5 separate regions of the Homo sapiens genome follow, and regions 1, 2, 3 and 4 are each linked to region 5. The links are chromatin loops, found by intact Hi-C in ENCODE. Cell type or tissue: MCF 10A. All regions are shown on one strand. Each heading gives the region's core, and the rest is flanking DNA. Links, peaks and the distances in the headings are about the cores only. Region 1 overlaps ADRA1B (adrenoceptor alpha 1B). Region 2 overlaps LINC01845 (long intergenic non-protein coding RNA 1845). Region 3 overlaps LINC01847 (long intergenic non-protein coding RNA 1847). Region 4 overlaps LINC01847 (long intergenic non-protein coding RNA 1847). Region 5 has its middle 98 kb from the start of LINC01847.

Region 1 (6,492 bases), core at 976-5,975, 190 kb before region 5:
ATTACTTTGCATGAGGACACACAGGGCCCAGGATGGAGGCTGGAGCCATGGCCCGAGGTGGGATCCTGTAATCCCAGCACTTTGGAAGGCGAAGGTGGGCAGATCGCTTGAGACCAGGAGTTCGAGACCATCCTGGCCAACATGGCAAAACCATGGACAGGATCTAGAGCAGGAAAGCATGTTTGTTGAGGAAAAAATTATAACTTTGTTTGGTGCCAACCCCATTGAAGGTGGTTGTGAAATAGGCGATAAATGGATTAATGGGGATGCAACCTGAGAAACTGGCTCTTTTAAAGGTTACAAAAATATCAATAATGCTAATAGCTAAGATTCATCATAGCCAGCATTTATCTTGTGTGTGTGCTCTGCAGGTCCTGTGCTAACTCTTCACACCACTAGCTTATTTAATAATTATAATCGGAAGGTACCAGTGAGGAAGGTACTATTGTTGGTCCCATTTTTTTGGATCAAGAGACCAGTATATGATAGTCATAGTTATTTAACTTGCTATATGTCCATTCATTTGTTCGTTCATTCATCCGTTCCACAAACACTAAGCTCCTGCTAAGTGCTAGGCATGAGGACAAGCTGTGGGAATGCAGAGATGAGTTTGGGGTGTGGTGTTGCACCATGGCAGCTAAGAGGCCATTCAACAGAACACATGTAGCATTAGGAAGGGGGCATAAATTTTACTTTCCCCCTATGTCTGCGCGGCATACGTTTTTTGGTTGTTCTTCACGTTCATCACACTGGAAGCACCATGTCAGGGACAATGATGGGCTAGATTTTTGCCTCTGTTTTCTTACAATGTACCCTCCAAGGACCATGGCCTTGAGAAGTGTTCAGCCAAAGGTGAGGGGGTGATGCCAACTTTTCTCATGGGCATTTACTGCCACATTTTGGGTTTGGGCTCATTACACTGTTTATTCCTCTGAGAAGAAGAAGCCAAGGGCCATTCTTTGCCCTTGGCTGATTAGGCAGTGTGGTCAAGTGGCTGGAACCCAGAACTTGGGATGACACAGACCCGTATTGAAACCTCTCTTGAGTTATTGGCTGTTCAGCTTTAGAAGAGTTAATTAGCCATCTCAGCCTCAATTTTCCCATCTGTAAAATGGGGACAATATCTATGTCATAGAGTTACTGTGAACACATGAAAATATCCATGTAAAATACTTGACACAGAGTCTGACATCTTGAAAATAATAAATAGTGACCATTTTCTAAATATACTTTATATCCTGACCCATTCTCTTCCAGGAACTCAGCTCTGATTAGCCCCACTCAACTCAGATGGACTTATTTATTCTGTACCCCATAGAATTCATACAAGCAGATCATATTTTGTTATTTTATTGTTTGCTTTTTCATGTTAAGCCATCCCAGGTCTGGCTGAATCCTAGTTCATCACCCAGATTGTAAATTCCTTCTGGAAAGGAGCTATATCTTCATTTCTTTTCTTTTCCCCTCCAGATTTGTATATTTTTTTTATTTCAAAAGTAATACATGCTGAATTTAAAAAATACGTATTACAAAAAATCTGTTAAGTCTAGAGTGAAAATACTCCACTTAAGCAGAAGGGATCAGAGTTAACAGTTTTATTTGGAATCCTTCCAGATTTAAAAAAATGGGGTCATACTGCACATACCTTTCCCCAAATTGCTCTCTTTGCTTACAGTATGTAAAAGATATTTCCTTGTCAAAGTACGTGGTGCTATTTCACTTCTCTCCCCACCCCACAAGGGCTGCATTACATCCTACTGTCTGGATAGATGGTAGTTTTATTTAATGCCTTCTCTATAGGTGATTTCCAATTTTTGGCTATTACGGACTGCAGTGATGAAAAGCCACATGCATTCACTTTTTCATGCACATTTGGGTGTTTCTGTGCAATAAATTCACATGAGGAATCACTGGGTCATTTCCACATTTAAGCCCTGACAGCCAAATTGCCTTTTGAACTGGTTGTACTAATTTACCCACCTATCAACTGTGCCTGAATCTGACATTTTCCCTACAACTCCCCACCTCTGGGCTCTTTCAGCCTTTTTAATCCTCACTTGTTTGGTAGGTGAACACTGATCTTGCCCTCTTGTTCCATTTGCATTTCATTTTATTTTGTCCTCCTTTGCACCCTGAACAAGTCCTCAGTGACTTCTGACAGGGAGTCCCCTTTTTTATTGGAATGGGACTCCCTGGAATAGAATCCTGGCTCTGGCCATGTGACCTTGGGCCAGTTTCATACTGTCCCTAAGCCTTAGTTCCTCATCAGTAAGATGGGCTAATAATAGTACTGACCTCTCTGATTGTTGTGAGGATTAAGCAAGGTAAAAACATGTAGAGTCCTTATGAGCACTCTGGATCCCAGGTGTCTGTCACTCAGTCAACTCTGCATGAATAGTAATTAACTAAATAATAATTATTGTCCCTGTAAATCCCTGATTGGGCTGGAAATCTAATTTTAGGAAACATATTTGGGGTCTATTTTACTACATGTATCATTTTGGGTGAACTGCTTTCCAGTTTTGTGCCTGTTTTCTTTCTTTAATTGAGTGGTGTGAGCTGGGTCTTTTTCAGCCTTAAAATTCAGAGTTCTGGCTGGGTATGGTGGCTCACACCTGTAATCCAGCACTTTGGGAGGCCAAGGAGGGCGGATTACCTGAGGTCAGGAGTTTGAGACCAGCCTCGCCAACATGGTAAAACCCTGTCTTTACTAAACATACACAAATTAGCCAAAATGCTCGCTTGAACCCAGGAGGTGGAAGTTGCAGTGAGCTGAGATCGCTCCATTGCTCTACAGCCTGGTCTGTGTCAAAAAAATAAATAAATAAATAAATAAATTCAGATCCCTCATGAAGTCAGAGACCAAAGCCTTGCCCATCCCTGCTGGGGCGTGCCTGCTTCCCTAGACTTTCACCACAGCGGGGCAGTGTGGGTCAGGGACTGGACCGCCAGGCTGCCACAGATGCCACAAATTTTTCGACCCCCTCCTTCCTCCTTCTTCCTCTGCCAGCACAGTAGCTGCTGGGATTAGGGGGGTCCCGTTTGCTGCACTGGCCTGCCTTGGTGGAAACCAAGAAGCTGTCGTTAAGTAACAAGATGCTAAGCCTGTTAGGCATGTAAGAGGATGTGTGGCAGGGATCGTTTCCCCTGGGCAGCCAAACAGACCTGTCACTGGAGAAGAGTGTGGTGGGTGAAGCTGCTGGGTGAGGGGAGTAAATACAACAGGAAGTGTGGGTTCCTGGAAGGCCTGGACACTCTGTGCTGGAAGTCAGGGCTGCGCTGGGCTCTTTAACAATGCCACTAACCCCCTGTGCATGTTCCCGAGCCTGGCCCTGAGCCTGCCTCCGCTTCCCTTGCTCATGGAATGTTCCTGATGCTCCTTGCCCTGCCTCTTGGAATCATGGCTCGCCAGGCCTGGGAAGCCTCCTTCCTTAATGGAGGGCCAGTGAGGGTGAGGGGAGTGACTCACTCAAGGTCACTCAACTGGTGAATGGCAGAGTGGCCACCACGACCTGTTCAAGTTGCCATTCATTTGCTTCAGCAAATATTTATTGAGGCAGTGGAGTTTAGTGGTTAAGGACCTGCTCAGACATCACAGGTAGGTAGATCTGGGTTCAAACCCTAGCCCTGGCATTCTCAGCTGGGCGACCTTGGAGAAGATCCTTAAGTTTGGTGAGGCTTGGTTTCCTGGAAAATTGGGAGGGTAATAATTATTTTCTGTACGGATGAGGTGAGCTCAGGCTTGGTAAGTACCTGGCACATTGAAAGCACTCAATAAGTATAGCTATGATGACTGCTTTGAGCGCTGCTACTGTTACAACTGCCAGCACCGCTGTTACCACCAGTACCACTGCTACCAAGATGAAGAAGGTGGTGAAGAGGATGAGGTCTATGTGCTGTGTGGGCATTGAGACTTACCCTACTGCTCTTTCCAATACCAGCTGAATTATGGTCTCCACGTGGTTCCTGAACCTGCTAAAATTGTGGGCAACATTCCTATATTTTCTTGGTTAGGGTCCATAGCTGTCGTCATGGTCTCAAGGGGATCAGTAACCCTCAAAGGGTTGAGACTCCCCCATCCCAGGTCTAAAGCTTGCTAAGCATTCATCATTCTGCCACCTGGACCACCATTTACTTAGCGCTTTTCTTTGCGTCAATTAGTTTTTGGTATCTCAATTCTTTTGAAGGAAGCTTTCTATCACTATTTTAAAACTTGCATCATTTACTATAAATAAAACATCATGGTGGAGAAAATAAGATGAAAACAAAACAATGTTTGTACCTCCTGGATAGCTCCAGACTGTGGTGTGAATGAGGCCTGCTCCCTCTTTCTCGAAAAGGGAGATTAGCAGTGGTTGAGAGGTGCTGAAGACATTTTGGCCCTAAACTGAGAGGCACTGCTCTCTGAGGAACCTAAAGGATTGAAAGAGAAGTGAACAGGGAACCACTTTGTCTCTGGAGAGCCCAGGCCCTGGCACACGTAGTAGGTGCTGAAATAGATATTTGCTCAGTGATGGACTGACTGAATATGTGACTCACGGTTTCTTGTGCTATCTCTAGATGTCATTTCAATCTTGCACACCACCCAAATCCATAGTGAATTTCTCCTGCTATGTAGGTGCAGCCCTGGGAAACCACATGTGGGAAGCATTTCTATTATTTTATTCTTTTTTTTCCGGGGTGGGGTGGTGAGGGGAGGAGGGATAAATCGAGGAACAGATGTTGCCGTGAGCCCACCCACATCACTTAGTCTTTGAGTGCCCAAGGGCGATTTAGAGGGACTGAGAAGTGCAAGGGTCAAAGGCTCACATTGAGCAGGATATACACAGGGAAAAACATTTCTTGGCTGGACATGGCCCCAGCAGGTCATCCTTAAGCTGACATTCAACAAATCTGAACAGTGAACAATGAACAGTGGAGGTCTCAACACTCCGTGAACCTGAGGGCCACTCATCAAAACCTCAGGGCATGTCTGTAGAATAGCAGCTACCATTTAACAAGCTCTGACTCTGTGCCAGGCGATGGGCTAAGTGCTTAACCACTGTTGGGCCAGTTACTCCTTCAACAGCCACTGTTCCCAAGGCAGTCCATCATGACTGTGCTCTAGAAGGCACCATTCATACTGTCCTTTACAACAATTCTTGATGACTGTGTCCAACCTGCATGGCTGGCCTGGGGGGCCATGATTCTTACACACAGGGGAACAGAAACTCAAATTTGATATAGGTAAGTTGCCCGAGGCCACAGAGCTAGTAGGTAATAGAGTTAGAATTTAAATATAGGCAGCTGTGACAGAGGCTCTTAATCACCACAATGCAGCTCACAGGAAAACAAAATATACATACTTATGTGTGTGGATATATATATATATATATATACTTTTTTTGTTTATTCACTGTCAAGTCTCAACATAATGCTCATGTATAGAAAGGTCTGGGAGGGTGTGTACTGGAATGTCAACTGTGCTTATCTTTGAGTGTGGGGAAATTATGGGTGAATTTTCCTTCTCTGTGCTTTTTGGTGTTTTCCAAAATGTTCTCCATGAACACAAATTCCTTCTGTAACTGGGGAAAATCCAATGAATGTTATCTAAAAGCTAAAAGGCCAGGTGCAATGGCTCATGGCTATAATCCTAGGACTTTGGAAGGCTGAAGCAGGAGGATCGCACGAGTCCAGGAGTTTGAGAACAACCTGGGCAACATAGACGTTGTTTCAAAAAAAAAAAAAAAAAGAAAAGAAAAGAAAAAGAAAGAAAGAAAGAAAAGAAAAAGAAATAAAAGCTAAAAACCAAACAAGCCAAAAAGTAAAAAAAAAAAAAAAAAAAAAAAATAGCCAGGTGTGGTGGCCCCCACACCTGTGGACCAGCTACTCGGGAGGCTGAGGTGGGAGGATTGCTTGAGCTCAGGAGGTTGAGGCTGAAGTGAGCTATGATCGCATCACTGCATTCCAGGCTGGGCAATAGAGCGAGACCTTGTCTCAAAAAAAAAAAAAAAAAAAGCTGAAAAACAAGCCAAAAGATGCTGTGCGTATTGGGTCCTTGTTATGTGCCGCCAACTTTTTTAGCTCCTGTTTCATTTAATCCTGACAACAGCTCCCTGAGCAGGGTGGGATTATCCCTATTTTACAGATGAAGAAATGGGTAGACGGCAGCACCAGTGCGAGGTCCCTCACAGGTGAGAGACAGGTTTAAAATGAAATGAGATGATTTGAGAGATTTGAAATGAAAATGAAACCTGATGATTTGAGAGGTTTGAAATGAAATCAGACGGATGGCAGCACCACTCAGACAGATGGCAGCACCAGTCTGAGGTCCCTGAGAAAGACAGTTTTTAAATGAAATCTTTTGTTATTAAGCCCCCAGCAGCCCCCTCGTTAGTTCCTGATGTGCCTGTGGTCCCCTGTCCCTATCTCCTTACTGTGGGGCATAAATGGAGGAATCTTTTTATTCTTTACATATTCTTTTTTCTTTGAGACAGGGTCTCACTCTGTTGC
Region 2 (6,492 bases), core at 1,061-6,060, 320 kb after region 5:
CCTTGAAAACTCATTGAATTCATTCCAATTTATTCTGTGATTTGTGATTTTTTTCTTTTTTGTTTAAAGAAGTATAATTCCATCATTTTTTTTTCTTCTCAAGTTGCTTGGATGGTCAAGACCCTGTGATATATACTGCGTGTTCACCATGCACTAGAAACTGTTTTAAGAGTGTTTGCATGCTTTATCTCAGCTAATGTTTCCACTTTGAAGATCAGAAATCTGAGGCACAGAGAACATAAGTAACTTGCCTAGGGTCACATAGCCAAAAAATGGCAGAACTGGGATCCAAGCCCAAGCAATGTAGCTGCAATGCCCAAGACCTTAACCATACCATTGTATAGCCTCATAAGTCTGGAACTCCCCTCCTGGTGTCTGAGGATATGAGTTCTTTGAATATAAGCAAAAAATGGCACCTCTGCTTAATTTAAGCCAAAAAAAAAAAAAAAGAAAGAAAGTGGAAGGAGAGGAGAGGCACATGATCCATGGTTTTGAGAGGCAAAATCCCAGGAGAGCCTCCTTGTCCCCATCTTAGTTGAAGCTCATCCATTGAGTAGGGCTGGGCTGGGGACCTAAGCTAATCATCCCAGGTTGCTTGTGAAGAAATGGAAGGTGTGCCACCAGACCAAGAGGATATGGATATAAGGCAGGAGAAAATGAGGCATGTATATGCTGCCATGTCACCAAGAAAGGAACAGATCTGGAATGGAAGTTAGTTAATTTGAGGTTGAATTCTGATATAAACTTGGTACCATGAGATTGACATTCAGGTATTTTCAAAGTGATCCACCCTTAGAATTCATCCATTCACTCAATTGTGAATGTTCTTTCACTAAATAGTCCTTATTGTGCCCAAGTAGGGTACTGGGAGATTCACTATCCCCAAAGGGCTCCCAAAGAATGGTCAGGTGAGGACATCAGACATATGTGCCCATTCACGTTCCAAGCTCCATTACACATCATTGATAATCAGATGCAGGGATAGGTTCTGGGCATACAGCAATGACAAGTCAGATACAGTCCTTAACTTCCATGAGGCATATGCTCTGCATGCCTAATCCTTCAGCAGATATGACAAACTAGGATGAGCATTGTGATGGGGCAGTGCAATGGTCTGGGAAGGCATATAGCAGAGGAATGCAATTTGGAACATCCTGGATATTTTCCATTTAGCCACTCCCAGATCCACTTTCCACCTATTTCTATCCTTTTTTATACCCCCAGGAGGATCACATTTATGGATCCTTTGGTCCACTGGATCTTTGATCCACTGGCTCCCAGCTAGGTTCAACCAGTGGAGGCACTGGCAGGAGATTGGAGAGAAGAAGGAGGAGAACAAGATGGAGACATTTATTTGCCCAGCTCCCTCCCTGATAGGTGGCTATAGATTGGCTGCCTCCCTCTGCATGAGGCCACAGGTCCCCTGAGTTGCCCTGTCCTACATCCCTACAGCTACCACCACCTGGCCCCAGTAAGTGCTCCCTTCCTGCCTGTTCTAGCTTAGCAGGGGAGTGGCTGCCAGACCTTCTTAGCTCGTACTTTTCTTGTCAGATTCCCTTAAATCTGCCCACACCTTCAGGAAAGCCCTTTTATTTACTTTGTTTGAGTGAACCATGTTTCCTATAGGGGGAAGTAAGGTTTACCTAGGAAGTGACATAAAAGCAGATACATATAATTTAAGCAAAAATAGCAGACGGTAATGCACGAGGCGACCTGCAGAGCAATTAGTCCCAAAAGTAACTACCATGTGTGTTCTGTCAAAGAACTTTCATTCCCAGTCTTATTAATTCAATATTGTAAATGATATGTTAAAAATAGTGGGGGAATGCCGAAGAAACACTCAGAGTTAATGAGATGAATCCCCCTACATGAGCATTGTGGGATGTCTGCCCAACCCACACAGCCAAGATATGCTCCTTCAGGTGTGTCCTGCCCACCGACCACAGCTGACTGAACCACAGGTAGGCAGACACCAGGCCTAAGCTGGGCCAATGAGTTCCTCCCTTTTTGGGGACTGCGACTCAAGCACGTTCCTCCTTCTCTGCCGCCCACTTCTGAGGATAAGCAGAGGCCAGAGTTCCGGGTCCCACTTGCCATCACTGCACACAAACGTGCAGCAGCAGTCCATTGAGCATGTATGGTCCTCACTTATTTGTGTGTTTTTAACTGAGTCTCCTGGCAGATGGCAATTACAATATTTCTTGAAGGGGCAGCTTTTCTAATTGGTGCAATTGGGCCATGGGCAGGGCTGGGTATCCTCATGTCATACGTCCACCAATGCAGTGAAAGCCAGTCCAGAGAGAGAAGAGATGAGGTAGACATTCAGAGGAGCCAGAGATGAGAGACTGTGGCACCCAAAGTGAGAAGCTGTGAGAGCACGTCCCCAAGGCGCCTGTGCCACTTCCGGTCCAATCAGCCATTTCCACCCCTGGCTTCCCTAAGCTGCCTCTTACAATCAGTTCCCATAATTTGCTGAGGCGAGTTTGAGGAACTTTCTATTACTCGTCTAGGGGGATAACATTTCTAAGCTATTAACCAATGTGCTCTTTATTCTAGAATTTCCTTTTACCCCGGGCTGCTCCCCTTTTTGTGTTCAGCCCAGCAGTCTGCCTTCATTCCCTCAAGGAAGAGCTGACATAAAAGAAAGCAAAGGGGTGGCAAAAAAAAGAAGTTAATGATTAACCTTGAGCTTCAAGAGCTTAAGCATAGGCAAATAGGAAGGCTTCGTGCACATACAACATATTTGAGAGAATATGAGTGGAGTAAAGGTAAGGCGTCCTATTCCCAGAATGGAAAGACGTCCCTAGGCTGGAGAGTAAGGGGGCGGGGAGAATACAGACCAATTAGGACCTAATTTGTAGGACTCAAGGACAAGGTGGGAAAGCGTCTAGAGATGGCTCAGGCTCTGCTTGAGTCAGCACTGTCCTTCCATATTGCCCAGGAGCTATGCAGACCACTGGAGACACACCAGGGTCCATTCCACTGAGCACCATATGTTTCCTGAGCTAAGGCACCTGGGAAAATCCCCCCACCATGGGAGCCAGCACCTCACCACTGACTGCAGAAATGAGGTCCATCAGACTCTGGTACTTTCTTCAGTCCACTCTGAGCCACCCACCTTCTGTGGCACCCACCAACCAGAGTGACCACTTCAGCAAGCACTGTACATAGTATCGCCAGAGTAGCAGGATCAAGTGATGCGGCCACTTAGAGAACTTGTAGTTCAGCAAGAAATGAGACTTGATAAAAATATCATTTTATCTTTGTGGGCAAGCTGAGAAAATGAGGGTAAGATGGCAGCACATTTGGGGGAATTGGGAACCATCCGAACAACCGATGTGCTTGAAGCCTGATTAATTATGCCAGGGTCCACTTCGAAAGCAGTCTCTGTCCTCAGTCCTCAACTCTGTCCTATTCAGGTGGCAGCTAATCAAAGTAGAGGCCATTTCCTGACTCAGCAGAAAAGAGAGTCATGATCAGCTGCAAGGTCTGCCACGGCTCAGACGTGGCACCCGGCACACGCTCCTGCCATTTGCTTTCTCTGCCCTCTACCACAGCATCCCTGCCACACCTCTTTTCCTCCTGAGCAAGGACCACCCAGAAGTCACTCTATGGCTTACTTTTTGTGTTGTGAGTACCAGTAAGCCACTCAAATGGACTACAGAAATAAAGGAAAGGTATATTAAAAGGATACAGGGTGTCTCCGAGAACCCTGGAGAGGAGCTCATCTGGATTCTTTCCTAGGCACACTACCACAATGAGCAAAATCTAATAAACTAAACAATTCTGCAGTTGGATTTTTTAAAACTCCAATTGCACCAATCCTAGATGGGAAGGAATGCAGCTTGATGCTAGCACATGTGATAAAAACACTTAGGATTTTGACTGCCAGCTCAGAATGAGTCAACAATGTGATGTGACTGCCAAAAAAGCCAGTGTAATCTCGGGCTGCACTAAACAGAGAGGAGTGATGGTGCGGCCTTCAGTTCAGAGAATCATGTATCAAGGCCCAGTGAACAGAGAAGGGCGGCCAAGGAGGACTCAGAATCATGCCGTATGGGGGAAAATAATGGGAGTACCTGGGATATTGCCGTCTGGCCTCCTTTTCAGGGATTGGTGGGAATGTTCTGGACCTGAGCTTACCAGTAAAGAGTCTAGGGTTAGACTGCCTGAATTGAAACCCCAACCCAGCTACTTACTAGCTTTTTCCTACATGCCAAGAATGAGATATTTATTCCTCATCACTACCTTCTGAAGAAATACCATCTTCATCCCTATCATACAGATGAGAAAACTGAGGCACAGAGAGGTTCAGTAGCTTGCCAAAGGTCACACTGCAAGCAAATTGAAGAAATATCCTTTGAATGCAAGGAGAGTGTACTTTCTTTGTTCTTCCCCTAAGCAGCTATACAACCTTGAATCTTGTCACTTCTCACTATACTTCAGTTAGCCCTAGGGCTACGTGACCAAGTACCCCAAAACATAGAGGCTTCAAGCAAAAATTCTTATTTGTTCACAGATCTGCAATCTGGGCAAGACTTGGTGGGGACAGCTCATCTCTGCTCTACTGGGATCAGCTGGGGTGGCTCAAAGGTGGGGTTGGAAGCCTCACTCACTCTCCATTTGGTACCAAACATCTGGAGGCTAGAACAGCAGAGGATCCTTGGACATCACTCTCTGTGGTGTCTCTCCACATGCTCTCTCCAGCACAGCACCTGCAGGGTAACCAAACATTTCACAAGTTGGCTTGTGGCTCCCTGGCATACATCCTGAGACAGACTGAGAGAGCCAGGTAGACGCTTTCATGTCCTAGCCTCAGAAGTCACATCGTGTGACTTCTATCACATCCTTAGTACAATCGGAATAACCACAGTGCTTCCCTGTAAGGACGAATTGAGACAATGCAGGTAAAATGCTTAGCACATTGTCTGGAAGCTGATGAAGATTCTATAAATGTCAGCTGTTGTTATTTTAAAAGTGGCTCAAAAAAGACATCTTAAAAAGACAAATCTGCTACTACTACCAAAAACATGCGTCACGCACCCTTAAGCCCAGCAAATACCTTTTGTCCACTGGTGTCTTTCCTTGCCCCATGTAGTCAGACACTGAAGCTCGCTGCTCTGGGAAGTCACACCTCACCCTCTCGTCCCATCCCTCTGATAAACAAGGCCGGTACTTGGAACTGCCTGGGTTGTGCTTCCCAGGAGGGGTACCTTCGCTGACTCAGCTGGGAAGGCATCCAGTGACTCATCAACTATCAAAAATTGATTAAACATCCTCAGGTCTTGGGAAGGGAGAAAATGCCCAGGAGACCCAAGATCCTCTCTTACCCCAGGACCCCAGTGGTTCCTCAGAGAGGAAAACCTGGGCTTGAAGATTAACTGGGCCTTCATATGAGCGGAGGTGTTAGTCATTCTGGGCACATACACGTCTCCAGCATTAGTAAGAAGAGTTGCCAGCTCCCTTCTGAATATTCAAACTCATGGCTAGCCCCCCTCCCGCATCCATTCCCATGGCTTCAACTACCATCCAAGCTAATGAGTCCTAAATCCATATCTCCAACCCAGAATTATTTCAGGAGCTTGAGACCTGCCCCACTCAGATGTCCCAAAGGGCCCTGAAACTCAGCATGCCCCCCTAATGTTGGACTCACCTCCTTTCCCTCACCCAGACCACGACTCTCAGTGAAGATTTCCATGGTGCACCCAGTGGCCCAAACCAGAAATCCAGCTTACCTTGACACTCCCCTGCTCTGCCCCTCAGGAGTGACCCATCACAGGTTCTGCAGTTTCTACCTCCTAATCTCCCTCTGCCAAGAATTTTCTTAGACAACATCCTCATAGCTTCTGAACCCAACTCTATCCTTCTCCAATTTTCCCCTCGCTGCTGTAAGATCTCTGCCAAATGTAAACATGAGCATCGCCGCTCTGTGTAAGACTCTTCAGTGACTCCCCCTTGCCTTCCAGATAAAGTCCATGTTTCTTAACATGGTTCCAAGGCCTTGCTTGATCCAGTGACTATGCATCCATTACAGGCTGAATTGTGTCCCATAAAATTCATACATTGAAGCCCCAGCCTCCAGTAATTCAGAACATGACTGTATTTGTAGATAGAGTCTTTAACGAGGTAATTAAGTTAAAATGAGGTCATGTGTGGGGGCCCTTAATTCAATATGCCTGACGTCTTTATACAAAAAGGAGATAAGGACACAGACACGAACAGAGGGAAGCCCATGTGAAGGCAAAGAGGAAAATGGCCATTACCACCCAAGGAGAGAGGCCTCAGGAGAAACCAACCCAGCTAACACCTGGATCTCAAACTTCCTGCCTCCAGAATGATGAGAACATACATTTCTGTTGTTTTAACCACCCAGTCGGTGATACTTTGCTCTGGCAGCCCTAGCATCTCTCTCCTTCACCTCCCTAAACCGCCCTCCCCAGGTTATGACACTCTAGCTGTGTGCTCAATGCCCTCTCCACTCCAGGCTGGCCC
Region 3 (6,492 bases), core at 605-5,604, 77 kb before region 5:
TGCCTGTTCACTCTGATGGTGGTTTCTTTTGCTGTGCCGAAGCTCTTTAGTTTAATTTGATCCCATTTGTCAATTTTGACTTTTGTTGCCATTGCTTTTGGTGTTCTAGACATGAAGTCCTTGCCCATGCCTATGTCCTGAATGGTATTGCCTAGGTTTTCTTCTAGGGTTTTTATGGTTTTAGGTCTAACATTTAAGTCTTTAATCCATCTTGAATTAATTTTTGTATAAGGTGTAAGGAGGGGATCCAGTTTCAGCTTTCTCCGTATGGCTAGCCAGTTTTCCCAGAACCATTTATTAAATAGGGAATCCTTTCCCCATTTCTTTTTGTCAGGTTTGTCAAAGATCAGATTGTTGTAGATATGCAGCATTATTTCTGAGGGCTCTGTTCTGTTCCATTGGTCTATATCTCTGTTTTGGTACCAGCACCATGCTGTTTTGGTTACTGTAGCCTGGTAGTATAGTTTGAAGTCAGGTAGCGTGATGCCTCCAGCTTTGTTCTTTTGGCTTAGGATTGACTTGGCAATATGGGCTCTTTTTTGGTTCCATATGAACTTTAAAGTAATTTTTTCCAATTCTGTGAGGAAAGTCATTGGTAGCTTGATGGGGATGGCATTGAATCTATAAATTACCTTGGGCAGTATGGCCATTTTCATGACATTGATTCTTCCTACCCATGAGCATGGAATGTTCTCCCATTTGTTTGTATCCTCTTTTATTTCATTGAGCAGTGGTTTGTAGTTCTCCTTGAAGAGGTCCTTCACATCCCTTGTAAGTTGGATTCCTAGGTATTTTATTCTCTTTGAAGCAATTGTGAATGGGAGTTCACTCATGATTTGGTTCTCTGTTTGTCTGTTATTGGTGTATAAGAATGCTTGTGATTTTTGCACATTGATTTTGTATCCTGAGACTTTGCTGAAGTTGCCTATCAGCTTATGGAGATTTTGGGCTGAGATGATGGGGTTTTCTAGATATAATCATGTCATCTGCAAACAGGGACAATCTGATTTCCTCTTTTCCTAATTGAATACCCTTTATTTCCTTCTCCTGCCTAATTGCCCTGGCCAGAACTTCCAACACTATGTTGAATAGGAGTGGTGAGAGAGGGCATCCCTGTCTTTTGCCAGTTTTCAAAGGGAATGCTTCCAGTTTTTGCCCATTCAGTATGATATTGACTGTGGGTTTGTCTTAGACAGCTCTTATTATTTTGAGTGACCTGAATACAGTGTGTTAGGTAAAACTTTCAGCTGGGTTCTGAATTCTAGAACCACTTTGCTGCTAGCTTGCTGTGTGACCTTTGGGAATTCACTTTCCCTCTCTGGGCCTCAGGTTTGCATTTGTAAAATGAGTAAATTAGACAGGATCAGGCTTCCCAAAATTTAGTTATTCAAGTACCACTTTCACAATTTTTGCCACAACCTCATATTATCTGTTCTATTGTTAATATACTATTTTTGGGTGACTTTAAGTACATCTCTTACAAATATACTTTGTATTGCTATTAAAAATGAAAAACCAGTATCACGTTCCCTAACTAGAAAATAATCCTAAAAATAAGTACAATGAGAACAAAGCAATTATATTCAATTCAGATACTGTCAGCTGCCACGTAATGGTTGCTCACATCAGCAGAGTGACAAACCTGTTTCCTGTGAAGTTACTCATTGAATCCCCACGGTAAATCTATGAAAGAAGGACTACTATTAACCCCATTTCACAGAGGAAGACGCTGAGCCGTGGAGAGGTTTATTAACGTCTCCAAGGTCACAGAGTGCCTGTGTGCCTTAGCGGGGATTTTAACCCAAGCAAGCTGTGCTGTTTGCCTATTGGTGTGGGCCTGCTCTCCGTTTGTTAACAAAGGGAGATTGTCTTGTGTCCAAGGGTGTTAAAGACACACTAACACAAAAAGAGACTTTCTTGCTGATGTCATCAGAGGTGGTGAAAGTGGATCAGAAGGGCGATTTGATGTCCTCTACCCCTTCACTCCTCCTGTGTGTCTGCTCTCTTCAGTGCTTACCTGACTGCACGAAGTTCTATTTTGTGATTCACTTGCTCTGTACTTAAATCCTTATCTTACTCATTTTCCATTGCTGAATATCACATTTTGCCCCTATTTTTCTTAAATGAAATTTTAGAAGAGTGACACAAAATGGGATTTTTCACACAAGGCGGCTCCCCTCCATTAGGAACACAAGGGGAGTCTGAGATTAGCGGCAATCAGCTCAGTCCTCATAATGTTACAATAATGACTTGGAGTATCTTTTAACAGCAGTTAACACATCCTGGAGGGCCAGCGTGGCAATTGTCATTCACATCACCCCACATCTCTTTCGTCCTGGGTTCCTGGGGGATTCAAGGTGGTGGCTGGTGACAGCAGGTAGGAGTGGAAGAAGGAGAGGTGGGAGGCAGGCAGAGATGGAAACCACAGCCTCAGGACCATCTCTGGAGTGAGTAAGCTGGGACTGCAAGACTGATTCATAGCAGGCCTGGGGCCAGAGTCATGAAAACTTGATCCAAACATTTGTGCAAAGCGCTTCCCTGATGTGCAATAAAGGGCCCCCATAAATGTGACACATTCCCCATTCTCTACGAGAAGGAGAGTCGAGCACTGCTGGCAGGTGCAATAGCCTGGAACTTCCTGCCAGAGTGCGAATCACTCACGCTTGCCCAAGCCCTGAAACCCTGGAGGCCTCTCAAGGCATCCAGGGAGGGTGTCAGGTGGCTGGGGTGTGGTGGGCTGATTTAACATAACAGCGGCTACAAACCTACTCTTACTTTTACCTTAATAATCATACTAGAAGCAGCTATAGAGCCTGTGCTGTGTATAGGACATTGGGCTAAGGGCTCAACATGCATGATCCCATTTAGTTCTCTTCAACACTGTGGAGTCGGTACTATTCTTATCCCTACACTACAGATGAGAAAACTGAACCTTGGAGCAGTTAAGTAACTAGTGAGTGGTGAAGCCAAGATGGGAAGCCAGGCAGTCCGGCTCCAGAGCCAAAGCTTTAAAACCCTGTGATATGCAAAAAGAAGAGGTTTATTAGATTCTAGGTAGCTCACAGAATGGAAGCGAGAGGAAGGTTGGGTGGGACAGGAACCAAGGAAGATCTGGGACTGTTTCTTTAGGCCATTGCCATGGAATGACTCAGCCTTCAGGAGTGTATGTTCAGCAGCTGATTTTCTGCTCTGTGGTTTGGAGTGGGAGCTGATCACAGAATGTGCTGTGTTTTATTACCTTCTGCTCTGGGCTCAGCTCTGGAGTTGGAGGTAGAAGGACTGTGTGCTGTGTGACCTTGGGCAAATAATTTAACCTCTCTGGGCCTTAGTTTTTTTCAATCTGTAAAATAGGGACAATAATAGTATCAGTTACATAGGGATATTGCAGGGATTATATTAGCAAATATTTGCCAAGCATCTAGCATGGTGCTTGATACTTAGCAAGCACACAGAATGATTGTCAATAAAGGCAGGTGGGGGGCAGCTTGTTGGGCCCCTACAGCTGTGGATCCTGAACACCTCTCCCCTTTGTCTACTCTGTCAGCTCACCCTGAGGAATATGACCACTTTTTCTATATGGTCTGCTAGAGAACCTTGCTACTCAAAGTGTGGTCCGTGGACCAGCAGCAGCAGTGAACTGCTCACCTGTGAGTTTGTTTGACATTCAGAGACCCAGGCCTCTCTCCAGACCTCCTGAATCAGATTGCATTTTACCAAGATCCCCAGGTATTTTGTACGCACAGGAGTTTAAGAAGCACAGCCTCAGAAATTTAAAAAGCAAATAAAAGAAGAAAAGAGGCCTAGAATTTCTTTATCATCATTGGAGATTCAGTATGAAGCATGTACTTTTGTTTTCCCAAGCTACAACCTTTAGGATAATAATAATTCCCATGATGGTAGTAGCACTTCGCAATGTGACTAAAAGGCCATCACACTCACTTTTTTGCTTGCTTTGAGGTATGACCCTGTATGGTTGGCAGAGCAGCCAATGTTTTCTCCATTTTATAGATGTGAAAACTGAGGCAAAGAGTCTCAAGTGATTTTCCAATGTTACCCTGCTACCAAATGTCAGAGCCAGAAAGCAAGACAGGTCTTTCGGTGTCCTAATTCAGGGCTTATTGCAGTTTCCATTCTGTTCATCAACAATGAGAGAATCCATGCTGGTTCTTCTTCCTTCTCAGTTACCAGGACATAGCCTGTCACCAAGTCCCATGACTTTGTTCCATCAGGATGACTTGGATTCAGGCTTTTGTTATGATTTCCCTTGTTCTACCTTCAGCTAAGCTCTGGTCATAATAACAACAATATCAGTGGTTGCATATTGAAGACTTATTCTGCTAAGTAAGAGCCTTCCTTGTGTTAATTAACTCATTTCATCCTCCCAGCCACCTTATAAGATAGGCACTATTATTATCACCATCTTATTATAGATGGTACAACTGAGGCACTAAGTGAGAAAGTTGTCCAAGATCAATAGCAAGTAGTGGAGCTGGGGTTTGAACATGAGGAGCTGTTCACATCTCAATTTCTGCACTAGCTTCTGAGATGGTGTGTCTATGCATGGTCTGCCCTCCAAGCCTGTGAAACATGGGTGTCTTCCTTCCTCTTCCTTCTGCCTTCCCCAAAAAGCCTTTTTTTTTTCAATAGCATGTTCTGATTGAAGCTCCCCTCTTTTTGCATTCCTCAACATGCACTAATATCCATTATACTTTATCATGAATTACTTGTTAATTTCTTGTTGCACTCATGAGAATATAACCTCCAGGAAGGCAGGGGCTTCTTGGACAACACAGCTGTTGTTCCATCACAGTGACTAGCACAGAGTAGGTGCTCAGTAAATGTTTTCTTTTTAAAAAATATAGAGAGTTGGGGTATTACTATGTTGCCCAGGCTTGTCTCAAACTCCTGGGGTCAAGCAATCTTTCCACCTCGGCCTCCCAATGTTGGGATTACAGGTGTGAGCCACCATGCCTGGCCTCAGTAAATGCTTATCGGATGAAGACGGTTCATTGCATTAGTTTGGTCTCTTCACCTAGGCTGTAGTTACATGTGGAGAGTATCCAAAACTATGTCTGTATCCCCCACAGAACCTCAATGGTTCCAGAATGCCATACAGTTGATATTTATTGATACAAAGCCACGTGTTCCCCCTCAGTGCATTCATCGAGGGCCGACACAGCCATTGGTATTTAGTCCTCTGGGTTTCTCATCTCTGTCTAAAACAAGGTGAGGTGAGACCCTCACAATTACCTTGTTTATCACCACCAGGATCCAGGTAGAGACTTTTGGCCAAGCAGGGCCTGTGGTAAGGAGATACCCGACTCCGATAATACCGCAGACTGAGCTCGTGAGGTCATGTGTAATCAGTGGCTCCATTGACTACAGCCTGAGCCTTGGACCAGGTGCCAGGCAGGGGCCTGTGGGAGGTCAGAGTCTGTCCCCTCCCTGGCTCCTTGGCACAAATTAGTGCTGATGAGCTAGAGGAGGAATTCCTGCCTTTGAGGTATGAGCCAGCTGGGCTGCTGCTACCGATCAGCTAAGAAAATAAGTCATCCCAGCCACCTGCGGTTCACCCAAGGGCTGGCGCCAGAGTGGGAGCTGGGAAGGTCTTCCTGGGAGGGCTGGGAGCTGCTGGAGATATCAGCTGGGCTCAGGTGAAAGCTTTGTGGATGGGGAGGTCCAGACTCGAGAGTGTAGGATTAACTCTATTTTCAGGCTCTGGGCTCACAGTCTGCCCCTTGGCTTGGCTTCCAAGGGCTGAGGCTACAGCTTATGCATTTATGTGATTTGGGTGGGCAGGGACACTCATCTGTGTCCCATGGGGTGGGAAGATCATTCTGGTTGATTAGTTGGGGACGAATGGGCCTGTGCCCCCTTCTCCCTAGCAGTCTAATACTGGGAGTGTTAGTTTCACCCACCGCTCACCACTCGCCCTTTGCAAGAGTCCTGCTCTTGAGGCCTGCCATTCTCATCACCCCTTAGATGAAATCCAATTGAATTCCCATGGAGGTAAGTATAAACAGTTCTACCATCAAGGTCTCAGAAGAGTGCCTTAAAAGCAGTAGAGGCGGGGCAGGGGGCAGCAGTGACCATGAGGAGGGAGAAGGGTCTCCTAGTGAAGGCTTTGGGGACATGTCCTAATAGATGGCTCCCATCCTGCCTCTGAATCTTTTTAGTCCTCCTAAATCCCTCTTCAAGTTCCTGCCTTTCCTCTGGTCCTCACTCCCTCCCATTCTCCTTGGAACCTTTTTGCACATGGCAGTTGGCTCAGGCTCAGGCAGGAATTGGAGGTGTGAAAGGCTTCAGAATGACATGTGAAGCAATAGTTTGTGATTTATTGGAATATTAATGTGTTTTTGAGCTCCCTCCATTGCCTTCCTCCTCCCCATGTTAATGAGGTAGCTTGGGCTTCTTGCTTCAGGGACTCTTGTCAGCAGAAACAGCCTGCAGCCCATGGTTCATCTGGATCTTGTGAAGAGATGCTCTTAGGTG
Region 4 (6,492 bases), core at 694-5,693, 54 kb before region 5:
AGGTCTCACTCTCTCTCACTGATACAGCACACATCTGTCAGGTTTTCTGGGAGCAAGCAACAGAAGCTGACTCTGGCCGATTGGGCAGAGAAGGAATTTATCAAAAGGATATTGAGAGCTCTCAGAATCGTCAGGAGAGGTGGAGAGCAAGGTCTGAAGGTAAACTTAAGGAGCAATGAAAACACCGCTCCGTAGAACTAGATTGACAGAGGGACCATTGCCCCTACTGTTGTCCCACTAAGCCATAGAAGAAACCACCACTATTGCTATGCCAAGATCTCATCCTTGCAAACATTGTCACCCCAAAAGTCAGACCTCTTGCTGCCATCCTTGCCAGCACAATGGATCCCCTGGAAAGTCTCTTTCCTTGAGTTGCTCTCTTAGAATCAAGGTCTTATAGGAGTGTGTCTGATTGTCCCAGCCTTGGACACACTTTCATCCAGTCTGAAAGGGAGGCCCAGATTTGATTGGAGTCTTCTGGGTTTTGCTTTGGAGTAGTAGGATCCACAGGGCTAAAACTATTCCAAACACAGCAAAGGCATTTAACAGGAGCTGAGAGGTCAGAAAATAGGACTGACGTTTGCCGCATATAGTGTATGAAGTCACAGAGTTACAGTTATGCAGAAAGTTTCAGAGTCAGGCAGAATTGGGAGTCAGTTTCAGAGTTAGGGTCCTGGCTTTATGGCTGCTAGCAGCTGTGAGATCTGAGGCAAGTCAAACTCTCAAAGCCTTAATGGTATCACCTGCCTCCTTGGGAAGATGTGAGGGTTAATTTCCTGGGTGCAATAATGTGTAACATAATATTATGTGTACGTAGTAGGAACCCAATAAATGGTAGCCATGAATATTATTAATTTTCAGACTCTGCCATAGACACTGCTCTCTAAAGGGGTAAGGAGGAATCAGGCACAAGGAGGCCAAGGGGCTTGACTATAATTTAAGCAACAACTCATGTCAGGATATGCTTCTGAACTCACTGATTCTGGGTTCAGCTCCTATCCCAGTTCCTGAGCTTCATTACCTCCTCGTGCAATCAAAAGGTGGCAGAAGTGACTGGGCACAGTGGCTCACACCTGTAATCCCAGCAATTCAGGAGGCTGAGGCAGGTGGATCACTTGAGGCCAGAATTTCAAGACCAGCCTGGCCAACATGGCAAAACAACATCTCTACTAAAAATACAAAAATTAGCCAAATGTGGTGGTGTGTGCCTGTAATCCGAGCTACTTGGGAGGCTGAGGCATGAGAATCACTTGAGCTTGGGAGGTGGAGGTTGGAGTGAGCGGAGATTGCGCCACTGCACTCCAGCCTGGGCAACAGAGTGAGACCCTGTCTGCAAAAAAAAAAAAAAAAAAAAAAAAAAAAAATGGCAGAAATAATAGAGTAATAAAGAAGTAATCCACATCAGTTGGTTATTTTAGGGTAGGAAGATTTAAGGTGAGTTTTACTTATCTTCCTTATTCTTTTCTGTGTTGTTTGAAAATTTACTGAGTACATAGTATTGAAAATAATGTTAAAAATTTAAAATTAGCAGTAAAGCTGTTTTTATCCCAGGAACAACCATCTGTCTCAATTTGGGTTTTCCTCAAAGCTGAGCCTGAGACAGAGATTTGGGAGCAGGTAAAAGGTGATCTAAGTCTCAATCCTGGTTCTCCAATGTGCACTAAAGGGGTTAATCTATGTGAGCATTTTCCAAATGTAGATCAGTGATCAAGAGATTGCTACCAGGGATTACCCAAACAACAGCGTCCATAGTGAAATGAGTTTGGGAGATGCAGGGACAAACAAAGGCTTCTTTACTGTGCGACTTCTCGGGAACTTCCCTCTGGTAATGCATATTGAGAGTCTCGGAGAGGGACTCACACAACCAGCCCTCCTTTTTATCCCAAGGGGACTTTGCAGGATTAATATTCTGGTGAGCACACTTTGGGAAATGTTGGATGATCTCAGAGGCCACTTCAGGCTATAAATTTGGTGATTTCTATGATCTCATCTAATCTTTTCCCCAAGTAAGCAAGAGGAGAAACTGTGGTCAAAATCACTCATCAAAACCAAGTAGCCAGTTATTGGCAGAACTGGGGCTCAAACTCAAATCTTTTGAGCCCCCATTTTTTCCCCACTAAACACAGGGTAAAGAAGGCAGGTGTTATGAATTGAATTGTGTCTCCTCAAAAAGATATATTGATGTCCTACTCCCTCGTACCTCAGAATGTGACCTTATTTAGAAATAGGGCCTTTATAGAGGTAATCAAGTTAAAATGAGATCATTAGGGTGGGCTCTAATCCAAAATGGCTGGTTTCCTTATAAGAAGAAGGGCAGGTACGGTGGCTCACGCCTATAATCCCAGCACTTTGGGAGGTTGAAGCGGGCGGATCACTTGAGCTCAGGAGTTCGAGACCGGCCTGGGCAACATGGTGGAACTCTCACTATGAAAACCACAAAAAATTAACCAGATATGGTGGTGTGTGCCTGTGGTTCCAGCTACTCAGGAGGCTGAGGTGGGAGGATCGCTTGAGCCTGGGAGGTGGAGGTTGCAGTGAGCTGAGAGTGCACCACTGCATTCCAACCTGGGTGACACAGTGAGACCCTGTCTCAAACAAAACAAAACAAAAAACAAAAACAAACACTGTGGGGGGGAAATTTGGATACAGAGGTAGACATGCACAGAGGTAAAGCAGGGAGAATGCCAAGCAGAAACAGTGCAGAGCCTGGAGTGATCCTGTCTCACAACGCCTGGTGCTACCAGAAGCTGGAAGAGGCAAGGAAGGATCTTTTCCCTACAGGTTTCTGAGAAGCATGGCCCCACCAACACTTAGGTCTTGGACTTCCAGCCTCCAGAACTGTGAGACAACACATTGCTGTTGTTCTAAGTCACCAGTCTGTGGTACTTCATTATGGCAGCCCTAGGAAACTAATCCAGCAAATATGACTCTGTGCTCCTTTTAAGCCAGACCCAAGTCTGAAGTCTGAGCAGAGCAGTTCATAGTCTGCCTGCTGGGAAAGCTGCTGGCCTCCACCCTGGGGAGACAGTGCTTCTGTTCCACAGCTAGGAACAAGGAGAGTCTCCACCCTCACTTTAGACCTGGTCTCCCTGCTCTTCTCTCCTCTGCCTTGGAGGCCCATAAGCCTTTTAAAAACAAGCAGAACCCTTAATGTCCACTTTTCCTTGTGTGTGGGCAGGGCTGTTTCCTTGTGCTGGGCTGCTGGGCCATGGAATGTGACCTCTCTCTGTGGAAAGAGCCCAGAGCGAGCATTGCCAGCAGAGTTGGCAGGTACCGAGCTACCCAGGGTGCAGACACCTGTTGCTTGAATCTATTTGTGGAAACCTCCTGAGTGCTCACTGCCTACAGGAAGGGCTTGGGCTGCTCACCAGATGAGTCACTTCTGCATTGTCATAAGAAGACTTTACAGTTAAGTGCCCATCCCAGGTTCCCAGGGCCGCAGGAGCACACCAACTGATTTAGTGCCTGGACTGACTTTATAAGACAGACTGGGCATCCCCATTTTACTGATGAAGAAACTGAGGCCCAGGCGAATGAAGGGATTTACCCAGGGTAATAAAATTAGTTGACACAACTGAGACAAAGGAGCTGCATATGGGAAGAACTGGATGCTTACATGATAAAATCTAGGTGCAGGGGGCTGGGTACCTGAGGGGGCAGTAGGAGAGGCAACTCCCCAAGGGAAGCGCTGAGAAATGGGAGACTGGAGGGCCAAGAGGCCTCGGCTTTGGAATCAGAGCCAGGTTTGCATCCAGGTTCTGCCAAATACTAGCTGTGCAACTGGGTGAGTTGCTCTCCATGCCTCAGTTTATCTGATAAAGAAAATAGTTATGCCTCCTTTGTGGGTTGTTCTGACCATTAGATGAGAGGATACATGTATTTAAGTTGGTGTCTGGTATCTGTGAATCATTCCCTAACTCACTAGTATTATTATCGTGGTAGTGATTAGCAGCCTCTAATTACCCTGTGCCTTTGCCTGGAGCTGACCTGCGGCTGTGGCCTCTTCTGAGGTGGGAGGGGCCTGACAGGGGCAGGGAGTGGTTGGTCAGGGAAATGGGCCAGGAGAGGCCCTCCACAGCTGTTGGGAACTGGAGAGCCATCAGGAACCAAGCCCTCAGAGGTGATTTCTGTTGCTAACTTTAAGGGCCTGTGAACAAAACAAATAAAACCTGGTGGGAAGTTTTTCAAAATGTTCTCAGGTGCTGCCAAGCCTCAATATGTTTTCTGAGCCACACCAAGGCAGCCTCATCCCCCACTCCCTGTAGAGGCAAGGGACTGTGACCCTTTCAGGGTAACAATGCATATGAGCAATGTAGCAACTTGGGCAGTACTTGTTCTTTTTCCCCTAAGGAGGCCCGTGGCTCTCACTCATGCACTCTTCATGCTGAGCTGCACCCAGTGGCAAAGAAACAGGGCTAGGGTAAAATGAGGTCCAGGAGGTCAGCTCTGCTGAAGGTGAATATTAACTGTGGAGCCCCTCAGGTGTTGAATAAGAGGGCAAATTTCCAGACGCTTCACTCTTTTCTCATAGAAGCATCTATTCCCTGCCTATCCCCCAGCATAGATCTGACAGTGACTCTTCTCTGCTGAAATCTTCCATGGCTCCCTATTGCCCATACCCTATGGGATGAAGTTGAAATTTCTTATCCTGGCATTCGAGGGCTTTGAGGATCTGGCCTCAGTCTACTTCTGAAGCCTGTCCCTTGTTGGGTTCCACATGAACCCAAACTCCAGCCATACCCAGGACTTGCAGTTCTCCAAATGCACCCATAAATTCTACCCCACTGTGTCTTTGCTTTTGCCTGCAGGACAGGCTGGTGTAATGGAGACATGGTAGGTGCTCAATACATGTTTGCTGAATTGGTCATACTTTATTTTATCATCTTGTCATGTTTAAAGACAATTCCTGACAAAACTGTGAGCAAAATAAAATGGCTATTTTAAGCCACTACGTTTTAAGGTAATTTGTTGCACAACAACAGGGAATCAGAGCATCAAATTAATTTAGTTTTTAAAAAATGACCTAGGTATTAGTCATCCAGTATTAAAGACGGGAGACAAGTCTTGATTTTAAAAATGAGATAAGCTTCATCACCGAGCTTTTTGATGACAGAATGCTCAATTCACAGGGAGAGTACACTCAATATCAGCTTTGACAGGGAGAGAAAAGTGAGAGCAGGCGACTGCAGCAATGGTGGCATTTAATCTGCTATGCCCTGCCTTTGTCCTGAGGTGTTGGGCTGGGACCTCTCAGTCTCTCTATGCCGAAGCTGCTGGCTATTTTCATTTCCTGCAGGAGATGCCATGATGAAAACAAGATACTTAGAAATAAATGAAATGAATTAGCTCAGGAAGTCTTTTCTAGCACAGGACCAAAAAGTCTGTCTTGGGATGGAGACCCATACTAATTATTCTAGAAACAAGAAAACTGCTCGCTTGCTCTCTTTCTTTCTCTTTCTTTCTTTCTTTCATTCTTTCTCTCCCTCTCTCCCTCCCTCCCTCCTTTCTTTCCCTTTCTTTCTCTTTCTTTCTTTCATTCTTTCTCTCCCTCCCTCCCTCCTTTCTTTCTTTCTTTCTCTTTCTTTCTTTCTTTCTTTCCTTCCTTCCTTCCTTCCTTCCTTCCTTCCTTCCTTCCTTCCTTCTTCCTTTCATCTTCTCTCTCTCTCTCACTTGCTGCAACTTCCATCTCCTGGATTCAAGAGATTCTTGTGCCTCAGCCTCCCAAGTATCTGGGATTAAAGGCATGTGCCACCATGCTGGCTAATTTTTGTATATTTAGTAGAGATGGGGGTCTCACCGTGTTGGCCACGCTGGTCTCAAACTCCTGGCCTCAAGTGATCTGCCTGCCTTGGCCTCCCAAAGTGTTGGGATTACAGGTGTGAGCCCCTGTGCCTGGCCTCCTTCTATTTTTCAGTGATTAAAAGTATCTAAGTGGCAAAGCAGGCTATAAACATGACCGTGTGAGGCCAGAGTCCCCTCACCAGGGTAAAGTCTGTTTCATCCTCCTGTTCTTTCAGATCCCTGGGATAAGTTTTGCTAGGATACCCATTAACTCTTCATTGGTATCTGCTAAAGATCAAATTATTCCCCATCCCCTTCCCCCACCCAAATATTTTCAAGTTCTAACCTGAAATGTGATTGTATTAGGAGATGGGGCTTTTAGGAGGTAATTACCTTAATTAAGGTTGAATGAGGGCTTAAAGGTGAGGTCCTAATCCAATAGCATTTGTTGCTTTATAAGAAGTGAGAGAGAGGAGAGACATCCCTCTCTCCCTCTGCCTGAGCACACTGAGGATAGTCTGTGTGAGGACCTGGTGAGAAGGCAGCCTTCTGGAGGCCAGAAAAGAGCCCTCACTAGGAACCTTGATCCTGGGCTTCCAGTCACCAGAACTGAGAGAAATCATTTCCACTGTTTAAGCCACCTAGTCTATGCCATTTTGTTATGGCAGCCTGAGCAGGGTAATATGGCCTCCCATTTCCATTTGGCCTTTT
Region 5 (6,492 bases), core at 845-5,844:
AGTCACAATCCTCAGAGATAAGCCACTGAGAGAAATCTCTTTGTTTAATTCCTTTAGTCTTTTCTTCTATGTAGGTAGCTTCTGTATTGCTTCTCTCATGCCATCTTAGTCTCGTCCCTACATTGCTGATGATATCTTGCCCTTCTGGGAAAGGTCTCTTCACCTCCCATCTGGCTATCCACATCCTACTTTCTACTAACTTCTGGGTTGACCTTCTTCTGGGAGGCTGATCTCATCCCCGGTAGAAAGATCATGGGTTATGGAGACTGTGGTTTGGATCTTGGTTTCTTCAACTTAACTAGCTGTGGACATGGGCAAGTCACTTTATTTCTCTGAGTGTCAGGTTTCATCTCATTAAGATGGAGGTTAGAACCTTGCGGAGTTTTTTTTTTGTTTTTTGTTTTTTTGAGACAGAGTCTCCTCTGACACCCAAGCTGGAATACAGTGGTGCAATCTTTGCTCACTGCAACCTCCACCTCCCGGATTCAAGCAATTCTCCTGCCTCAGCCTCCACAGTAGCTGGGATTACAGGCGCCCCCCACCATGGCCGGCTAAGTTTTGCATTTTTAGTAGAGACAGGGTTTCTCCATGTTGGCCAGGCTGGTCTCGAACTCCTGACCTCAGGTGATCCACCCGCCTCAGCCTTCCAAAGTGCTGGGATTACAGGCATGAGCCCCCACACCCAGCTGCAGAGTTACTGTTAAACAGAAATGAGGTGCAAGGAATAAAGAGCAAGGCTCTCTGGTCCTCTCTGGTTCTCTGCATCCCCATGGCACTTGCCCAGCTTACAGGCAGGGTGACATCCCATTGTTCCTAGGATAGTCTTATTTTGTTCCCAACCCTCTCCCCATTCTTTATTCCAGTCACACTGGCCTTTCCCTGAGGGCTTTGCCTGGCCTGTCCCCTCTGCCTGAAGCACTGCCCCTCTCACCCATGTTTTGTTACTTTCTTCTCATCCTTTAGATCCTGCGCAACTGTTACATCATTAAAGCATCCTGTCCATGCCTTTTAGAATACAGCAGTCCTCACCTGCCTTCTCATAAGACCACTTACCTGTGTCTGGGGGCACTCTCATGGTGGGAATTTCACAGTTATTTGTGTCTTTTTAAAAATTGACCTATTCCCTTCCAGAATTAATCTCCATGAAAGTGGTACCATGTCTGTTATTGCCCTCCAATGAATTTCTAGTGCCTATCACAGCACCTGGCACACAGTAAATACTCAGTACATATTGTAGAATAATTACATGAATTCCGTTTTTCGGTTGCCAGCACCAATGGATAGAAGAAGCTTCTTTAAAGACCAGGGCTGTGCCTCCTTTTCACATGGAGCTCATTGAAGGCCACTTCGCCCATACCCCAGACCCTAGAAGAAGCTTACTGCATTAGCCCTAGTCTTGCAAATGGCTCTCTGGCCTTTCAAGAGGATCCGTGAAGGGCCTGGGTGAGGCGCTATGGCATCCATGCCTCTTCCTAGTTGTTCTCCTTTCCTCTTCTGCAGAAACTCTATCAACCAGGGACAGCCTGAATGCCTCCTTCACCAGGAAGCTCTCCCTGATCTTCCTTTCCCACCAGTAGGGCATTCATTCTGCCGGCTTTGTTACCAATAGAACTGATTTCCCTCTGTCCTTGTAAATGCAGCTGGCTATTGTCTGAGCTGTTAGCTCGTTTGCCCTCTGGCTAAGTCGCTAGCCCTCAAACAGGTGCCTGGGGTGAACCCGCTCCCAGCTTCCTGTTTTCCACTTTTCCTCCTTTGCCCCCATTGCTGCAGGTATACTGAATGCTTTTCAGTTTTTCAAACCCGTCATGATCTCTGGCACTTCTGGGGTTAGGCACATGCTGTTCTCTCTGAGTGAAACTCTCTTCCCGAACCTCCTCTCCATATGCTTAACTTCCAATTAGCTTCCCAGCCTTGGCTTCAAAGTTACTGCCACCTGGAAACCTTCTTTGATTGCCTAGGTTAGGCTGGGTGCTCCTTCGCTGTATTGCGTGTGCCTCCAGCCCCCTAATGTAGCGTTTCTCACACCTTGTTTACCCGTCTTCCCTGCTAGAACGTGCGCTCCATGAGAGCTGGGACAGGTCAGTGTTACCTCGCTCACCTGGCACATGGTAGGTGCTTACTAACTACTTGGTGAATGCACAAAAAATAAATTAAGGCTGCCTTAGTCACCTTTGTAACCCTCTGTCTCCTCTGCCATTGTTCTCTGCACACAGCAGAGCTCGAAAATATTTGTCGGGTGGAAGGGGATGGAATTGAGTCCCCCCAGGTAAATGCTTCTGGACATATCTCAGAAAGAGTGCTATACGGTGAGCTCCTCGCAGCGGGACCACTCTTGTCCATCTCTGTAGCACCAGCACAGGCCTGGGCACACGGCAGGGATTCCACAGTGCTGCCACATTACTATTTTATTGGGTATACTGAGAGCTCTGCCACCGCTGGCAAGCCCCTTTCTCTCTCTGGCCTTAGTATCCCCATTGTAAAGCAGGGATAATCACGTGACCTGCCTTCAGGGCTGTTTTGAGGGTTAAGTGAATTATGACCTTAGCACATGTAGTAGAGCGATGAGTATGAGCTATTGCTCTCCCCTTTGTCACCTGCCACATCACATCTGTTTTTTTTTTTTCTTCCGGGCAAGGGCTGGCTTTGAGCGCCAAGCTGTGGAACCCAGGCCGGTAGCAGCCGAGGCGCAGGCCCCAGGTCTCTCCGGTTCCCGCCCGACCCCGCGCCACGGTCCTCGCCGTTTTGCTTTCGAGACACACCTGGCTGCTGCCGCGCGCCCCGGGCGCAGCCGCCCTTGGCCTGGCGCCCCCGCCTTTTTGCGGCCGGCGCTCGTGGAAGTTTCCGCGGCCGGTGGTGAGTCACTGCCCTTTTTTTAGCAGCCGCGGTGGATGTGCATCATAATTCACCCAGGCTCCCGAGAGCCCGGCTGCTGCCGCCGCCGCCGCCGCAGACGTCAATGCAGACGAGCCCGGCGCTCGGCCCGGTGCGAGGGAGGAGACCCAGGTCCGCGCCGCTAGGCCGCTGCCCCGCTGAACAGCCGCGCGACGCCCTCCCCGCGAGCTAGGGGCGGAGGGCGCTGCGGAGCGCGCCCAGGAAGCTCACCCCTCGGGGGCGCCTTGGAGCCGAGGAAGGGCAGGCTGTGAAGACAGAGCGGGAGAAAAGCCAGGAAGCAGGCATCTGGGCGTCCGTCCACCCCTCATTCAGTCACCTGCTCTACCGTTAGCCATTCAGGCTCTCACACTAAGTCACTTAAGACCCCTCTCTTTCATCCATCCACCCACCCACCCATCCACCCGTTCGATCATTCATCCACCCGTCCACTCTTCTGCCAACCACCTACCGGCCTTCCTATTCAGGCATTTGACATACTAAGTTACTTAAGGTCCCCTCTATCCACCTGTCCATAGCACACATTTATTTACATCCCATCTCTCTACCTGTCTCAGTTCATCTATCCATCCATTCATCTATCCATCCATCCATCCATCCACCCACACCCTCACTCGTTTAAATTAGTATCTGTTATGCTGGATACTGGGAACACACAGATAATTAGGGCAGCATCTCAACCTGACTCTCTCAGAATTAAAGAAATAGGAGCGATAGAATTCTATTACAGTAGGATAAGAACTGTAGTAATAGTAATTAGAGTAATATAAAATAGTAATAATGTAGGCTAATGATAGTAACCCTATTACAGTAGGATAATAATAGTAATAGTAGCAGCTAATATTTATTGAGCATTTATTGCTAAGCAGTGTCCTTAGCTTTCCATATGTATATCTCATTGGAGACTTACACCAGCCCTGGGAGGTAGGTGCCATTATTATACCCAATTTTCAGGTGAAAGAAACAGAGGCTCACAGAAGTTGGAAAAGTCCAGTGCTTACATAGCTATTAAATGACCAAAATGGTTAGAAGCCAGTGCTTCTTGCTAATGTCCTGGCTGGCATTTGTTACCTGTAGAGGTTAGCATGTTAAAAGGAGTTCAGTTGGATCAGTTATGCCATCTCTCTGAGCCTTGCTTTTCTGTAAAAATAGGGACACCATTTAGGGATAAATGTGTACTGTATATTAGGCCTTGCATCCATTTGCAAGGACTGAAGTGTCTGAAAAACTTATTACCCACCAAGATTAGAGAATAAGAATAGGGTATGGAGAAAATGAGATGTGCCTATTATTATTATTATTATTGTTATTATTTTAATTTTATTATTACTATACTTTTAGGGTACATGTGCACAATGTGCAGGTTAGTTACATATGTATACATGTGCCATGCTGGTGTGCTGCACCCATTAACTCGTCATTTAGCATTAGGTATATCTCCTAATGCTATCCCTCCCCCCTCCCCCCACCCCACAACAGTCCCCAGAATGTGATGTTCCCCTTCCTGTGTCCATGTGTTCTCATTGTTCAATTCCCACCTATGAGTGAGAACATGCAGTGTTTGGTTTTTTGTCCTTGTGATAGTTTACTGAGAATGATGGTTTCCAATTTCATCCATGTCCCTACAAAGGACATGAACTCATCATTTTTTATGGCTGCATAGTATTCCATGGTGTAGATGTGCCACATTTTCTTAATCCAGTCTATCATTGTTGGACATTTGGGTTGGTTCCAAGTCTTTGCTATTGTGAATGGTGCCGCAATAAACATACGTGTGCATGTGTCTTTATAGCAGCATGATTTATAGTCCTTTGGGTATATACCCAGTAATGGGATGGCTGGGTCAAATGGTATTTCTAGTTCTAGATCCCTGAGGAATTGCCACACTGACTTCCACAATGGTTGAACTAGTTTACAGTCCCATCAACAGTGTAAAAGTGTGCCTATTTCTCCACATCCTCTCCAGCACCTGTTGTTTCCTGACTTTTTAATGATTGCCATTCTAACTGGTGTGAGATGGTATCTCATTGTGGTTTTGATTTGCATTTCTCTGATGGCCAGTGATGGTGAGCATTTTTTCATGTGTTTTTTGGTTGCATAAATGTCTTCTTTTGAGAAGTGTCTGTTCATGTCCTTCGCCCACTTTTTGATGGGGTAGTTTGTTTTTTTCTTGTAAATTTGTTTGAGTTCATTGTAGATTCTTGATATTAGCCCTTTGTCAGATGAGTAGGTTGTGAAAATTTTCTCCCATTTTGTAGGTTGCCTGTTCACTCTGATGGTAGTTTCTTTTGCTGTGCAGAAGCTCTTTAGTTTAATTAGATCCCATTTGTCGATTTTGGCTTTTGTTGCCATTGCTTTTGGTGTTTTAGACATGAAGTCCTTGCCCATGCCTATGTCCTGAATGGTAATGCTTAGGTTTTCTTCTAGGGTTTTTATGGTTTTAGGTCTATCGTTTAACTCTTTAACCCATCTTGAATTAATTTTTGTATAAGGTGTAAGGAAGGGATCCGGTTTCAGCTTTCTACATATGGCTAGCCAGTTTTCCCAGCACCATTTATTAAATAGTGCCTATTATTATTATCTGTGCTTATTCCAGAACAATTAAAAATAATCAAAAAGAAAATATCTTTCATTCCATTATCTAGAAATAACAACGTGTATGTTATGTTTGTGTTCTTTAAAATGTTTATTATCAATCTATATGCATATATGTGTACATGATTTTTTCTTTGCAAAAATTGATTATATTATATATTTAAAAAAATAAAATTTAAAAATGTAGCATGACATGAACATATTTGCATGGATTTAACGTACTTTAAATAAATGTATAAAGAGAAAATAAGCCGTCATCTTTGTTGCTGCTTCCGTTTTTTTTTTTTCTTCCAAGGCAGAGTCTTGCTCTGTCGCCCAGGCTGGAGAGCAGGTGTGCGATCTCGGCTCACTGCAACTTCCACCTCCCAGGTTCAAGCAATTCTCCTGCCTCAGCCTCCCAAGTCGCTGGGATTACAGGGATGCACCATCATGCCCAGCTAATTTTTGTATTTTTAGTAGAGATGGGGTTTCACCATGTTGGCCAGGCTGGTCTCAAAGTCCTGAACTCAGGTGATCTGCCCGCCTCGGCCTCCCAAAGTGCTGGAGTTACAGGCGTGAGTCACCGCGCCCAGCCAGTTGCTTCCGCTTTCACTTATTTCCCTCCTTCCCTCCTCTTCTCATTTTTCCTTTTCTCCTCCTCCATAATAGTTAGAGGTCCTAATTACAGACAACAGAATCCATTCTAGTTAGTTAAGTGGGAAGGAATTTATTAATAAATAGATAGAAATGTTTATTATTATTTTTGTTGTTTTTGTTGGAGTATTATTACTAAATACTTCATACAATCGTTCGGTGGGCTGAATAAACAGTCTCTAGGGCAAGCTTCCTGGAAGACAACTTTGCAAACCACGACACAGAACTGGGCCACCAAAGGAGCTGCAGGATGAGGAAACTGCTGTCACAGCAAAACAAAATCCCAAAAGCAAAGCATCTCTGCATGTGAAGCTGTTAACACCCCATTGGCCAAAGCAAGCCACATGAGAAAATTGTGGGGAGTATGGAAATAGA

The links. Peaks named below come from ENCODE experiments on the same cell type or tissue, not always from the same donor. Only the 100,000 strongest peaks of a DNase experiment are listed, where the experiment ranks them.
Region 1: a loop joins it to region 5, with 5 times the contacts of the local background. A loop is called at or near these places in 4 of 110 quality-filtered maps.
Region 2: a loop joins it to region 5, with 2.4 times the contacts of the local background. A loop is called at or near these places in 22 of 110 quality-filtered maps.
Region 3: a loop joins it to region 5, with 2.9 times the contacts of the local background. A loop is called at or near these places in 3 of 110 quality-filtered maps.
Region 4: it touches region 5 in a loop (2.7-fold over the local background); 6 of 110 quality-filtered maps call a loop at or near these places.

The regions. Positions count from the first base shown.
Region 1 is chr5:159,962,175-159,968,666 of GRCh38, reverse strand. The region is part of intron 1 of ADRA1B (adrenoceptor alpha 1B); the gene reads right to left. Among named protein-coding and RNA genes, the nearest start is that of TTC1, 44 kb to the left of the region's middle. In MCF 10A, for the core only: a CTCF peak has its summit at 2,940; a DNase peak (open chromatin) is centred at 2,906.
Region 2 is chr5:159,448,858-159,455,349 of GRCh38, reverse strand. LINC01845 (long intergenic non-protein coding RNA 1845) reads left to right here. Exons shown (of 7, transcript NR_027110.2): 5 at 1,819-1,961; 6 at 2,557-2,768; 7 at 5,894-6,492. Among named protein-coding and RNA genes, the nearest start is that of LINC01845, 14 kb to the left of the region's middle. In MCF 10A, for the core only: no CTCF peak of the experiment used is centred there; DNase peaks (open chromatin) are centred at 3,919 and 5,199.
Region 3 is chr5:159,846,447-159,852,938 of GRCh38, reverse strand. All of the region lies in intron 2 of LINC01847 (long intergenic non-protein coding RNA 1847), which reads left to right. Among named protein-coding and RNA genes, the nearest start is that of LINC01847, 22 kb to the left of the region's middle. In MCF 10A, for the core only: no CTCF peak of the experiment used is centred there; DNase peaks (open chromatin) are centred at 2,638 and 3,158.
Region 4 is chr5:159,823,455-159,829,946 of GRCh38, reverse strand. The region is part of intron 2 of LINC01847 (long intergenic non-protein coding RNA 1847); the gene reads left to right. Among named protein-coding and RNA genes, the nearest start is that of LINC01847, 45 kb to the left of the region's middle. In MCF 10A, for the core only: no CTCF peak of the experiment used is centred there; DNase peaks (open chromatin) are centred at 3,346 and 4,086.
Region 5 is chr5:159,769,864-159,776,355 of GRCh38, reverse strand. No RefSeq gene overlaps it. Among named protein-coding and RNA genes, the nearest start is that of LINC01847, 98 kb to the left of the region's middle. RefSeq lists enhancers at 1,369-1,876, 2,554-2,643, 2,292-2,804, 2,754-2,883, 2,805-3,319 and a silencer at 3,054-3,103. In MCF 10A, for the core only: no CTCF peak of the experiment used is centred there; a DNase peak (open chromatin) is centred at 2,875.